2 separate regions of the Homo sapiens genome follow, and region 2 is linked to region 1. The links are chromatin contacts, found by Hi-C or POLR2A ChIA-PET in ENCODE. All regions are on one chromosome and are shown on one strand. The core of a region is the stretch at or near the end of the contact, and the rest is flanking DNA. Distances in the headings are between cores, read along the strand shown.

Region 1 (6,256 bases), core at 2,908-5,407:
CGGTGGTGGGTGAGGCCGGGGGTCCCCACAGCGAGGGCTTGTGGGTCTTGGTGCTGCTTCCATGTGGAGGGGAACTGAGGTCTAAGGTACAGCCCAGGTCCCAGGCCGGGTCACCCCCGTCCACCCTGCCTGTCTTCCGTGTGCTTGGGGAAGTGGAGGCAGCCCTGCCGAGGCCCCACGTCCTCTGTCACCTTTGCAGACTTTGGCACCCCGTGATGCTACCGTCCTGAGTGCCCCGGGGCCTGGCTGGTGTAAGCGTCTTCCTGAATTCCCTCTTTCATTCAAGCTCTAGAATTGGGCGCCACTCTGTGCCAGGCGGCTGGGGCTAGACCCCGCTCCCCGGCTGATGCTGTCCTGCCCCAGGGATGCCTGGCCAGGCTCTTGCTGTGTCCACCACGCTCCATCCACACCCCTCCATCACATTTCACCAGGGGCCCGGGCCAGAGACGCATCCGACATCCCATCTGGGAACAACGGCCTCAAAGAATGGGGAGCAGCGAGGGCCGCCAGACACTGAGTCCTTCTGGATCTTTCTGGCCAGGCTCCTTCCCTGGCATCTGGGCTCGGTGGGGGTGGTCTGCCCCCTCATTCCCGCAGACCCTGGCCCCTGGCAGGGCCCCCAGTCTCCACCTGCCCTGTCTGTTTCCTCCCCAGTGTAACTATGCTGTAGAAATATATTTTGGCCACACCCTGCATGAAGGTTCCAGTCTCTGTGTCTGTGGGAAGGGCTAATCTGCGGCAAGAAGTGGTCCCTGGGATGGAAAGATCCTGACACAACGGAGGTTTGTGTCCTGCTCATGCAACGGCTCTGCCTGGTGAGCCTGGCTTCCTGGCACTCACGCCCTTGCGGTTTCTTCCACGTAGTCCCAGGTGAGTCTGTGCGGCCGACAGCATGCGGCAGAGTGCAGATGGGTCACTTCCGAAACTGGGCTGGACATGCCAGGTCTCCCTCCTGGTTGCTCTGTCTCCTGGGTCACGGGCTTGGGTGAAGCCAGCAGCCATGCCGTGGGAACTCAGGCGACGCGAGAACAGAGCGATCTCCCGAGGTGCACGGGACTCCAGACAACAGCCCGCAAGGACCAAAGCCTGCCAGCAGCTGTGCAGGACCCTCGAAAAGTCTCCTGGGGCCAATAGAGCCCTCACACGGCAGCAGACTCTGGGGGCCTTGGGAGGAGTGGCTGCATTTTGCTGGGAGAATCACAGAATCTCTGGGGCCTGAGGGCCCGGGACGGCCCAGAGACAAGGAGGTACTCAAAGCTGTGTGTCGTCCTCCCATGCCGGGCCAGGTGTGTCCATGTGACCAGAGCACAAGTGGATGCCACTCCTGAGTCCAGGGCCTGAAGGACCCTGTGGCTTCCCTCTGGGTCACTCTGTCTGCCTTGGGTCACTCGTCCTGAAGGAAGCCAGCCACTGCGTGCGGGGCCCTGCGTGGAGAGGCCCTCATGGTGAGGAGACGTCCGGCCCACAGCCACGAGGAGCCGCGACCTGCCAGCACTGGGGGTGAGCTTGGACCTGCCCCTCCAGCCCTGTGGAGGCTTCAGAGCCATGGCCTGGGACAGCTGCTCAGCTGAGCCAGACCCACCCAGCCAAGCCCTTCAGAACCCCGTTGAGTTTGGGGGTCATTTTTCTGCGGCAGTGTGGACCACCAGGAAGGACATCCTTCACGCAGACCCGCCGTGGCAGAGGCTTCACGGTCTCTGGGGCTGTTGTCTCCCCACCAGCTGGCCCACAGGTCCCAGAGGGACACGCAGGAAGACTCTTTCGCCCGTCGGGAGTGGCTCACCTCCCGTCCCCTGGATTCTCTGGAAGGACAGTGGCCTCATGGCCACGCCCGTGTGTGAAGGCTGCTGAGGAGAGCAGCCTGGCTGGGTTCCAGAGGACGAAGCAGGTCAGGAAAGAGACGGAGAAGGGGGAGCAGCTTGGCAAGTGGTCCCACGGTGGGCCCCCAGGGATCTCCCTGGAAGCTGTGGCAGCTGTGCTGCCGTGGAGGGCGCCTTGTCCTCACCAGATCCTGTGGCCTCCCTGGAGGGTGGAGTGTGTGCTGGCACCAAGGTGACGGAAAGGCCCCCCTCCATTACAGCATTGCACACATTTTTAATAGGAAGATACAAAGTGGTGTCAAAGGCCCACTGAGAAGACAGCTGAAGCTTGGCCACCCCACCTCCCACGCAGAGCCAGGCACTAGGGCAGAGGCTCCGGCTCTGAGTCCTGGCACCCCTGGGCCCTCCGTCATCATCACATGGGTGACATGGGAGGAGGTGGCCGAGGTGAGAAGCCCAGCCCATGTGGCCACTGTGAGTTGTGGGTGGGGAGGAGGCCTCTGCAGGAGTGGCAGGGCAAGGGCAGGCAGCAGCAGAGTCGCAGCCCAGGGCTGGCGTGAAGCAAAGCAGGAAAATCACATTATTCAGTTGCTTTAAAAATAACAGCATTTACAGGGCAAAACGGGGTGGCCCAGGTTTAAAAGAAACCACCTGTCTGTTCTGACGGTCAAAGCGTGAGGGAAGCCAGTGGTCCAAGCAGATGGAGGCGTCCGGGTCTGGGCAGGAACGTGTCTGCCACGTGCGGTCTGGGTTCAGGTGAATCAGGGAAGAGGAACCCCAGGGGCAGGAAGTGCTGGGGACGCCCCTGTGAGGCTCTGGGTCCAGCCTGCTGAGAAGGGGTTGCCAGGGGCTGGGGCGGCTGCCTGGACTCCCTGAGAATCCTGCAGCCCGGCTGACCTGGGCGCTCATACCAGGTGGGGTGGGGTGGGGAGGGCACACCAGGCGGGCACACACCCAGTGGGAGGGCACACCGGGAGGGCAGGCACACCGGGCAGGGCAGGCACACCGGGCGGGGGACACTCACTGGGAGGGGGGCCCTCACCACGCAGGGCAGGCACACGGGGGGGACACTCACTGGGCAGGATGGGCACACTGGGTGGGGCGGGCACACCAGGCCGGGTGTGCATGAGACAGCAGCCGCTCTGGAGAAGCGCAAAGCCTTTAGGATCTTAGTGTGATCTCACGTGTGGGTTCACGAGTCCTGTCCCATCCTGGTCATGGTGTCCAGAAAAACAGGACGGCGCATAAGTGGCCCTGCTGCTTTTGTGAGGACGAGGGAGCTTCAGGGGGTGAGAAGGGAATGGTGGGTGTGGCGCAGGAGATGGGCCAGCAGAGGGACGTCCGACCTGGGCAGCAAGCAGGAGAGCCCCAGAGGTCACCTCCATCGGAGACGCAGGCACGCCCTTCCCCACCTGCAGCCCTGGGCTCTCTCCGCGGCATCGGAGTGTGAGGGGAAGAGCTGCCTCTGAAACCCCCCACCGGCCCCACCATCTTATGGCGGCCCCGCTGACTGCCCCGCTGACCCCCCGCTGACCCCCCGCTGACCACTGGGGCCGTGGTGCCTCAAGCCTCGGCCGTCGCCTTGAATTTGGGCCCGGCTGGCAGTGCCCTGACTTGGCAACGAGACGCTGCCCAAGTCTCAGATATTCGATGCCTCACATTGCCAATATGGAGTCATTTCCCACATGGGGAAACTGAGGCACAGGGGGCACCCGGGCATTGCGGCACCTTGTGACCCAAGTCCCCATAGCGGCTTGAGGTCTACGGTCATCTCTGTCCCAGCCCCATGGTGGGGGAGTGGCCACTTGGGCTTTGGAAAGGGTACTCGTTTGGAAGGAGGCTTGCCTGTTGCGTGAGTGTGAGCTCAGATGGACTTGGGGGCCGATGGGGCCTTGTCACGTGGGGGGCAGGGCTGGGGGTGGGGAGCCGAGCTCGGCCCTTGGCAAAATGCCCAGAGATTTGTCAAGCGCAAGCACTGGCGTTCTCTGTCCCTTATGCTTACATTATTTGAATAGAAGAAGGCCAATCACATCGCTTCCCCAGGTGTGAATCACTGCCTACTTGGCAGGGACCGCAACCTTGGTTTGGCCTTTGGACACCGCACGCACATGTCATGACCCTCCTGGCTTTGGGAACGTGGTGTCCGGCTTACGGCTTGGGGTCCCCGTGCCAGGGAGCACTGAACGCAGCCGCCCACGTGTGGACTCATCGGACAGAGTGCGGCTGCTCCGTTTCCCATCCGCGCTGTTTTTTGTGCCCCTGGCCAGCAACGCCTTGGCGGGAACACCCAGTCCCTCCAGAACCGCCGAAGCTCCCCCGGCGCCTGCTCCCGGCCTGCGGGCTCCCAGCGCCACATCCTCCCCCAGGCACGGCTGTTGCCAGGCATCTGCACGGCCCTAGTCCTGAACCAAACCGCAACGGCAGAGCTGAGCACGTACCTGCGTCTGTTTGGTTTGTTTCCCAGGAGTCCGGCTCCAGATTAAAGAACCGTGTGAGGCCGCACTTTGCTTTTCGGGTACACGCCTCTGCACACTGTGTGTCTGGTGGAGGGCAGGGTCCTGTGGTTTCCAGCAAAGCCGACCTCCATGGAAACGCAAGTGGAAAATGCTTTCTTGAGAAAGTTCCAGTCAATGACAAAATGGCCCTTCCCCAAATGCCGTAGTCTCTCGCTGAGACCCTGTGCCAGCGTGGGGAGGTGCCCTTCCCTGAGTGCCGCAGTGTCCCCTGTGCTGAGACCCTGTGCCAGCGTGGGGAGGTGCCCTTCCCTGAGTGCCGCAGTGTCCCCTGTGCTGAGACCCTGTGCCAGCGTGGGGAGGTGCCCTTCCCTGACTGCCGCAGTGTCCCCTGTGCCAGTGTGGGTGTCCTCAGGGCTGAGCAGGGGCCCCGTGGCTGGAACTTTGTCACCTTTTGAGCCAGACAGCCTGCGAGGGAGACTCCCGGTGGTCACCACCACAGCAGGTGGCAGCCATGCGCCAGTTCTCAGCCCCGTCCACGCCTCATAGTGTTACGCACGAACCCTTCATCCTGCTCCAAACAGAATGAGAATGTCATGTCGCAGCCTTGTCTAGAAAGCTCACCAGAGAAGGGGGGTAAAAGCAAGTCCCTGAAAAGTCACAAGAAGACGACCCTGTGTGAGCAGTCCCTGACCCACTGATTTGACGTCCAAAATGGCTTCCACACTGGATTTCCTGCTTCCCCACACCCTCAGCTTTGGCTTAGGGCCAAAGCCATTCTAGCCAGAGCCGTGGGTCCTTCCCATCAGCAGGCCTTGCTTCCTGCTTCCCGCACTTCAGAGATGGGCGCCGACCACACAGGGCAAGGGACACGCTGGGTGCCCTCAAGAGGAGTGGGTGGAATGGCCCAGAAATACCCCAAATAAATAAGGCTGGGCATCGGTGGCAAGGATGGCAGAGGGGCCAGTGAGCCACTGCTGAGCGCAACCTGGGCTGGGCTGGACAGACGCTTGAGGAGGCCAGGTGGGCAGGGACAGGGGACACAGAGAAGGCTGCGGTGCTCAGGGAATGAAGCCAGCATGACCGGACGTCACCCCTTGGCCAGGCTGCACCAGGCCCTGAGCCACATCCCCTGCGAGGTCAGACCACAACCCAAACAGTTGTTTGATCTTAAAACTAAGCCTGTGTTTGTAACAGGAAACCAGCCCCAGCATGGCTGGGGTGAGTCGCATTAAACTGTGGTGCGTGCCACAGAAAACCTCAAAGGAACGAGGGCACGGTCCAGGGATGCTCCCTGCTTGGAACAGGAGCTCCGGGCCGGGCGCGCAGGCAATCCCAGGGGCGTCCAGAGGAGGCGCCACACCTAAACCGACCCTGGCGGGGTGACCTCAGCCTTTGAGGGTTCTCTTGGCCCCGAGGTCAGTCCCAGGGCACAGATCCATGGGGCTGCCCCGAGCCAGCTCTGAGGATTGGATGGGCTTCCCCCATTGTCTGGGGACCCTGACGAACACCACAGTCATAAAGCGCCTTTCATTTTCCTTTCAGGTCTTTTAGCTAAAATGCCACAAGAAAGGGGACTACGGCCCAGTCCCAGGCTAAGCGCGCTGCACAGCCCCCACTGGGCCTCTGCTTGGCCCAGATAACTGGAAAACATTCCAGGAATCTCAGCATTGCGGTTTTGTTTCCTCTTGGCTTTGTGAGAGTTTAAGGAATGTGTAATTATTTATGAAATGCCAGTGTCCTGGCCACAGAAGCCCCGATTGAAGAGAGAACCAGGCAGATGCAGAGCCATTCTTGGCTGGAGCTTTGAGCCCCACCGACTTTCCCTGCCATGATGCTGGGAATTTCTGCCCCACTCATGGGCATCAGAACTCCAAGGTGGAGCAGGACCTAAATAGACTGTAAAGGGAGGTGGAACCGAGATCCATGTGCGTGTTCAGAATTCAAGTAGGGTGAGTGGGTTTCCTCCCTTCACGTCCGCCC
Region 2 (6,084 bases), core at 99-2,598, 350 kb before region 1:
GTGGTCATATCCCTGATTCTCACCCCGACCCTCTGTGGTTACATCAGTCCCAGACGATTACCCAGCATCATCTCCCATCCAAGATCCAAGTGTGATGGTGGCCACCGAGTCCACTCTGGCACGTGGGATCACATCCGCGGTTCTGGGGCTGAACCGGGATGTCTGGGGGGACATGCCCACCTCCCCCTCATCCTGCCATTTCCCTTGTTGAACCTTCAGTGTGATGTCCCAGTGGCTTCTGTCCTGCTGGCTGGACTCAGCTGGTGCACTGAGAGGCAGACACTTTTTTTTTTTTTTTTTTTTTGAGACGGAGTCTCGTTCTGTCACCCAGGCTGGCACTGCAACCTCTGCCACCCGGGTTCAAGCGATTCTCCTGCCTCAGCCTCTCGAGTAGCTGGGGTTACAGACATCTGCCACCACGCCCGGCTCATTTTTGTATTTTTAGTAGAGATGGGGTTTCACTATGTTGCCAGGCTGGTATTGAACTCCTGACCTCACGTGATCTGCCCGCCTTGGCCTCCCAACGTGCTGGGATTACAGGCATGAGTTGCTGCACCAGGCCGGCAGGCACTTTTAAAAAACTTGTTGCTATACAATTTCCACACAGTGTCATGGCAGATGCACCCCGTGCAGCTCAACAAGCCCTGCATGCTTCCAGACTCCAGCACCAAGCACCCGAGTCAGGCTACAGACAGACCCCGGCCCCACGGGGCCCTCTCAGTGGAAACCAGGCGGGTGAACCCAGCCCATGGGTCACCGGGTCCAAGTCCCACACATGAACAGTCATGCTGGGAGCTCTGGTACCCAGGTTCTCGGGCTGGGCTCTGTCTGGCGTCCATCTGTGTTGTCGCAAGCGGTGCTCATTGTGACTTTCTTCCATGTGGCATTCCATGGCACGAACCGGGGCCGTTACGGATCAAATCATGCACGTGGCTGTGCCTGCCTTTGGGCACAGACCCAGGGGGGACATGGCTGTTGTGGTGCATGTGTGCTGAGCTCCAGTACATGTCACCCGTGTTCTAAGGGGTCTGTGCCACTCTGGCTGTGCACTGTGGCATGTGAGCCCCATGGCATCACCCCTTCTCCAGCACACAATGCTGCTGTCTAATTTTAGCCACTCTGGTGGGTGTGTAGTGGAGCCTTTTCGCGGTTTAAATGTGCATTTCCCTGCTGACTAGCGGCGTTGAAAACCCTTTGTATCCTCACCAACCCTCTGGGTGGCTTCTCTTTGTGTTTTCTGTTTCCTGTTCCCTCCAATCACACCTTGCAGAGCTGATTGTGCAGGGCTGGCTCACTGAAGCTGCCGTGGCCACGGACGGTGAGGCTGAGACCATTTCCTCCTGTCTGTTGTCTAAAATCATCCCCTAAGGCATTTGTGGATGCAACTGATGAAACCGCCTAAGTCTGCGGTTTCCTTTGTGGGATATTTTTTTCACTACTGTTTTAATTTTTGTAACTTCTGTGATAATAATACCATGCAGATTTTCTATTTCCCCTTGATGTTTTATTATATTTTGTTTAAAGAATTTGTCCGTTTGACCTAAAATGACAACTGTCTTTTTTTTTTTTTTCAAGACAAGGTCTAACTCTGTTGTCCAGGCTGGAGTGCAGTGGTGCAATCTCAGCTCACTGCAGTCTCAACCTCCCTGGGCACAGGCGATCCTCCCACCTCAGCCTCCTGAGTAGCTGGGACTACAGGCACACCTGGCTAATTTTTGTATTTTTAGTAGAGGCGGTTTCACCATATTGGCCAGGGTGGTCTTGAACTCCTGACCTCAATTGATCTGTCCACCTCAGCTCCCCAAATTGCTGGGATTACAGGCCTGAGCCACCATGCCCAGCCAATTTTTGTATTTTTTTGTAGCAATGGGGTCTTGCCATGTTGCTTAGGCTAATCTCAAACTCCTGGGCTCAAGCAATCCACCACCCACCTCGGCCTCCCAAAGTGCTAGGACTACAGGTGTGCACCACTGCGCCTGGCCCAAATATCAACTGCCTTGGCATGACATTGGCATAGCACTGTCTTGATTTACGTGACACCTGTGGCAACGTCTGCTTCTCCACCCCTGTGTGAGCTTGTGGGGGCGGCCACAACAAAGCACTGTGGCTGGCAGCTTCAATAGCAGACATTGGCCAACTCAGTTCTGGAGGCCACGGTCCCAGATCAGGTGTGGGCAGGACTGGCTCCCTCTGAGGCTGCGAGGGATGCTCTGTGTCAGCCTCTCCTTGGCTTGTACATGGCCGTCTTCTCCCTGTGTCCTCACATCATCTTCCCTTGATGCCCGTCTGTCTCTGTGTCCAGATTTCTCCTTCTTATAAGGACACCAGTCACTGGCTTAGGGCCACCCTAATGACCCCATCTTAACTAATCACACGTGCAAATATTCTATTTCCAAATAAGGGCACATTCTGAAGTTCTGGGGGTTAGGACTTTAACACGTAGATTTTGGGGAGGACACAGTACAATCCGTAACAACTTCTTATGAGATCAGAGGTGGGACTTGGACCCCAGACCCAATTGAGGACTAGCTGAAACACAGCCAGGGCGGAAGCGGCTTTCCATGAGACACACCCACCAGTGTTTACCATTGCCGTGGCAACCCCCAGGCGTTACCACCCACTTCCATGGCAATGACCCCACTACACAACGGTTACTACCCCTTCCCTAGAAATTTCTGCATAAACCGCCCCTTAGTCTACATGTAATTAAAAGTGGGTACAAACCTGACTGCAGACCTGCCCTGAGCTGCTGCTCTCAGCACACCACCTATGAGGAGCCCTGCCTGGCAGGAGCAGCCCCGGGGCTGTCACAACACCTGTGGGGAGCCCTGCCCTGGACGCATTGACTTCGGGAGCCCTGCCCTCAGCGCGCCGCCTGTGGGGAGCCCTGCCCCACGGGAGCAGTCCTGGGGCTGTCACACTGCCTGACCTGTAACCCTGCTGCTTCCATACAGCTGTTTCCTTCCACCCTACTGAGGCAGGAGAATAGGGTCTGGAGGCAGGGAACCTAAGGCTGATTCACGCTGACTTCCTAGAACGAAATCAAAAGGAAAACCCCAACTTTCCATGCCCAAGTTACCAAAGAACCAGAAGCTATTCCCTTTGCAATACCTCCCCCTTTTTTCTGAGTGGCAGATGAAAAATTGAAAGTACCTCTGATGAGTCCCCTCCTGCAACCAATCAGACTGGTCGTGGGCCAAGTCTTCATTTGTATGGGAATATAATGCTGTAACTTCAATTCAGCCTCTGATTGTTCGCTTCCCACAACCAAGCCAACCAACTGTGGGTCACTACTTCATTTACATAGGGCATACACCAAGTAACCAATGGGAAACCTCTAGAGGGTATTTAAACCCCCAAGATTCTGTACCTGGGCTCTTGGGCCACTTGCTTGAGCCCACTCCCACTCTGTGGAGTGTACTTTTGTTTTAATAAATCTGTGCTTTTTTTTTTCATTGCTTTGTGGATTTTGTCCAATTCTTAGTTCAAAACACCAAGAACCTGGACAACCTCCACTGGTAACACTACCACTGGCTCATCCTTGAGTGAAGCCAAGAACCCTCACCTGCTAAGCCCCACTTTGGGGCTTGCGTGTCCTGCATCACTTACATAGTTACTTGTATCTTTATTTTTCTGGAATGACCTGTTTTTGTCATTTTCATTATTATTAGTTTTTCTTAGAAGAGTAAATGTTAAATGTTTAGCTTTGCTGATTGTTGATATTTTGTTTTCTCCTTCACTAATTTCTGCTCAGATCCATTACTTGTTTCTTTGTACATTCATTGGTCTATTTTCATATTTCATTTCATACCTTTAGAGCTGGTTAATGAGCTCATTAATCTTTAGCCTTGTTCTAGGAACTTTCACTTCTGGACAAAATGAAGCAACAGGAACGGGATTCGTCCTCCCATTTGACATGACAACACAACCAACAATAGACTAGACAAAATGTATGAAATCACAGCCCTAAAGATCCTGAAGCTCAGCCAAGGAAAGAAGGTGAACCTCAAAAGGCAGGAGCCAAATGCGGCAAGCCTACAATCGCTTACCTGGGAAGACTGTCCGGGCAATGGTGCCCACCTGAGGCTGGACCTGGTCGTCTCCCTGGGGCGAGGAGATGGAGCTGGAGACCAGGGAGGCCAAGGTGGCTGAGGTCTGAGAAAGCACTGGAGGAGTGAACTGTGTGGAAACTGGGCTTCAGGATATGTGGCTGATGGCTGGTCGGCATGTGTGTCAGAAAAAGGACTGGATTACAGGAAAAGGTCCAAATAAGAACAACCCAATAGGATTGGAAGGAATGGTGTTCCCACAGCAATAGTGCCGGTTCTAATTAGCCAGAGCAGAAAAGCTTCTAATTCACCAGGTTTTTTTGTTGTTATTTGTTTTGTTTTGTTTTTGTTTTTGTTCGTTTGTTTTTGAGACAAGGTCTTACTCTATTGCTAAGGCTGGAGTGCAGTGGCGCGATCTTGACTCACTGCAATGTCTTCCTCCCGGGTTCAAGCAATTCTCCTGCCTCAACCTCCTGAGTAGCTGGGAGTACAGGTGCATGCTACCATGCCTGGCTAATTTTTGTATTTTTAGTAGAGACAGGGTTTCACCATGTTGACCAGGCTGGTCTCAAACTCTTGGCCTCAAGTGATCCACCCATCTCAGCCTCCCAAAGTGCTGGGATTACAGGCATGAGCCACCGCCCCCAGCCCTAATTCACCAGGTATTGACTGGAGTACTCAGTAGAGCCTGGCCTCAGAGACAGGGTCTCACTGTCACCAAGGCTGGAGTACAGGGGTGCGACCTTGGCTTACCGCAGCTATGACCTTCCCAGGCACAGGTGATCCTCTCACCTCAGCCTCCCAAGTAGCTGGGACCACAGGCACATGCCACCCCATGTGGCTAATTTTTATATTTTTTGTAGAGACAGAGTTGCACCATGTTGCCCAGGCTGGTCTCAAACTCCTGGGCTCAAGTGATCCTGATCCACCTACCTCAGCCTCCCAAAGTGATGGGACTACAGGCGTGAGCCACCACGCCCAGCCCAAACGTCAATTATCTTGGCATGATGACTCTTTGGAGTACTCCAGTCAATACCGTGTGAGTTAGAAAAGCTCAATTCACAAGGTATTGACTGGCGTATTCAGAAGAGTCTGGCCTCAGTAGCGGAGAAAAAACCTTCCTCGTGGATCAACCCCTGCCCTGGTCCCACTTACTGGAGCCCAAGCACAGGATTCAGAAGGATCGAGTTTTTCCAAGGAATGTAACTGTTTCCCAGGAAAAAACTAAACAATATTTTTAGGAACACAAAAATATACATCACCAAACAAGATGAAACGCACACTGCGTGCATCCATATTACCAGGCATGCGAGGAAGCAAGGAAACAATTCCTGCAATGGGAAGAAAACCACCCAGAGCTTACCGGGGAGCGACAGACATGACAGAATTAGTAGAAAAGGACATTAAACCCGTTGATCACCTTTATTCCGCGTGTTCAAGTCGCTAGAGGAAAGATTAAGATGTTAAGGCAGAGACATGGAAGATAGCAAAAGATCCTTGTCAAACATCTACAGACAAAAAGTGTAATGTCTGAGAAGAAAAATACATTGGATTAGATCAATGGAAGATGAGGCATTGCCGAAGAAAAGATTAATGGATTTGAACACACAGCAACAGAAACTACATGAAGTGAAACACAGGAAAAAAAAGATAAAGAAACGAAAAGAAAAGGGCATCAGTGAGCTTCAGCAGAAGTTCCATCGGCCTTACATATGTGTAAGCAGAGGCCCTGTAGGAGCAGAGGCAGGGGGAAAATACTTTAAGAAATAATGTCTAAAAGTTTTTCAAATATGAGGAAAAACATAAAACCACAGATCCAAGAAGCTCAACAAAACAAAGCACAAGAAACAGGAAGAAATTAAAAGTTATATCACAGTCAAATTGCTGAAAACCAGCAACAAAGAGAATATCTTAAGAGTATCAGAGGAAAAGAGATTAATGACAGGCCAAGAAACAACGAAAACAATACAGATTTCTTGTAGGAAACACAAGACAAAAGACATTTTTTAAAACCAAAAGGAAAAAAAATGCTACA

What was found. A loop is a pair of places that touch in the nucleus more often than their neighbours do. ChIA-PET counts read pairs that join two places held with the same protein, here RNA polymerase II (POLR2A). Pooled maps may share reads with other maps.
Region 2: a pooled map shows a loop between it and region 1 (8-fold over the local background). The contact joins two enhancer-like sites. A Hi-C loop is called at or near these places in 14 of 37 single-sample maps with no recorded cell type and 6 of 50 pooled maps. POLR2A ChIA-PET finds 5 or more read pairs at or near these places in 1 of 52 experiments (AG04450).

The regions. Positions count from the first base shown.
Region 1 is chr5:956,757-963,012 of GRCh38, reverse strand. It overlaps LOC124900931 (a long non-coding RNA gene), which reads left to right. Exons shown (of 2, transcript XR_007058676.1): 2 at 287-695. Among named protein-coding and RNA genes, the nearest start is that of LINC02982, 37 kb to the left of the region's middle. RefSeq lists an enhancer at 2,098-2,337. Within about 2 kb of position 4,157, at least 10 of the 41 ENCODE cell types and tissues checked have a DNase peak (open chromatin) inside an H3K27ac peak, as active enhancers do.
Region 2 is chr5:1,308,360-1,314,443 of GRCh38, reverse strand. It overlaps MIR4457 (microRNA 4457), which reads left to right and starts at 5,067; the gene lies at 5,067-5,134. RefSeq lists an enhancer at 1,347-1,416. Within about 2 kb of position 1,348, at least 3 of the 41 ENCODE cell types and tissues checked have a DNase peak (open chromatin) inside an H3K27ac peak, as active enhancers do.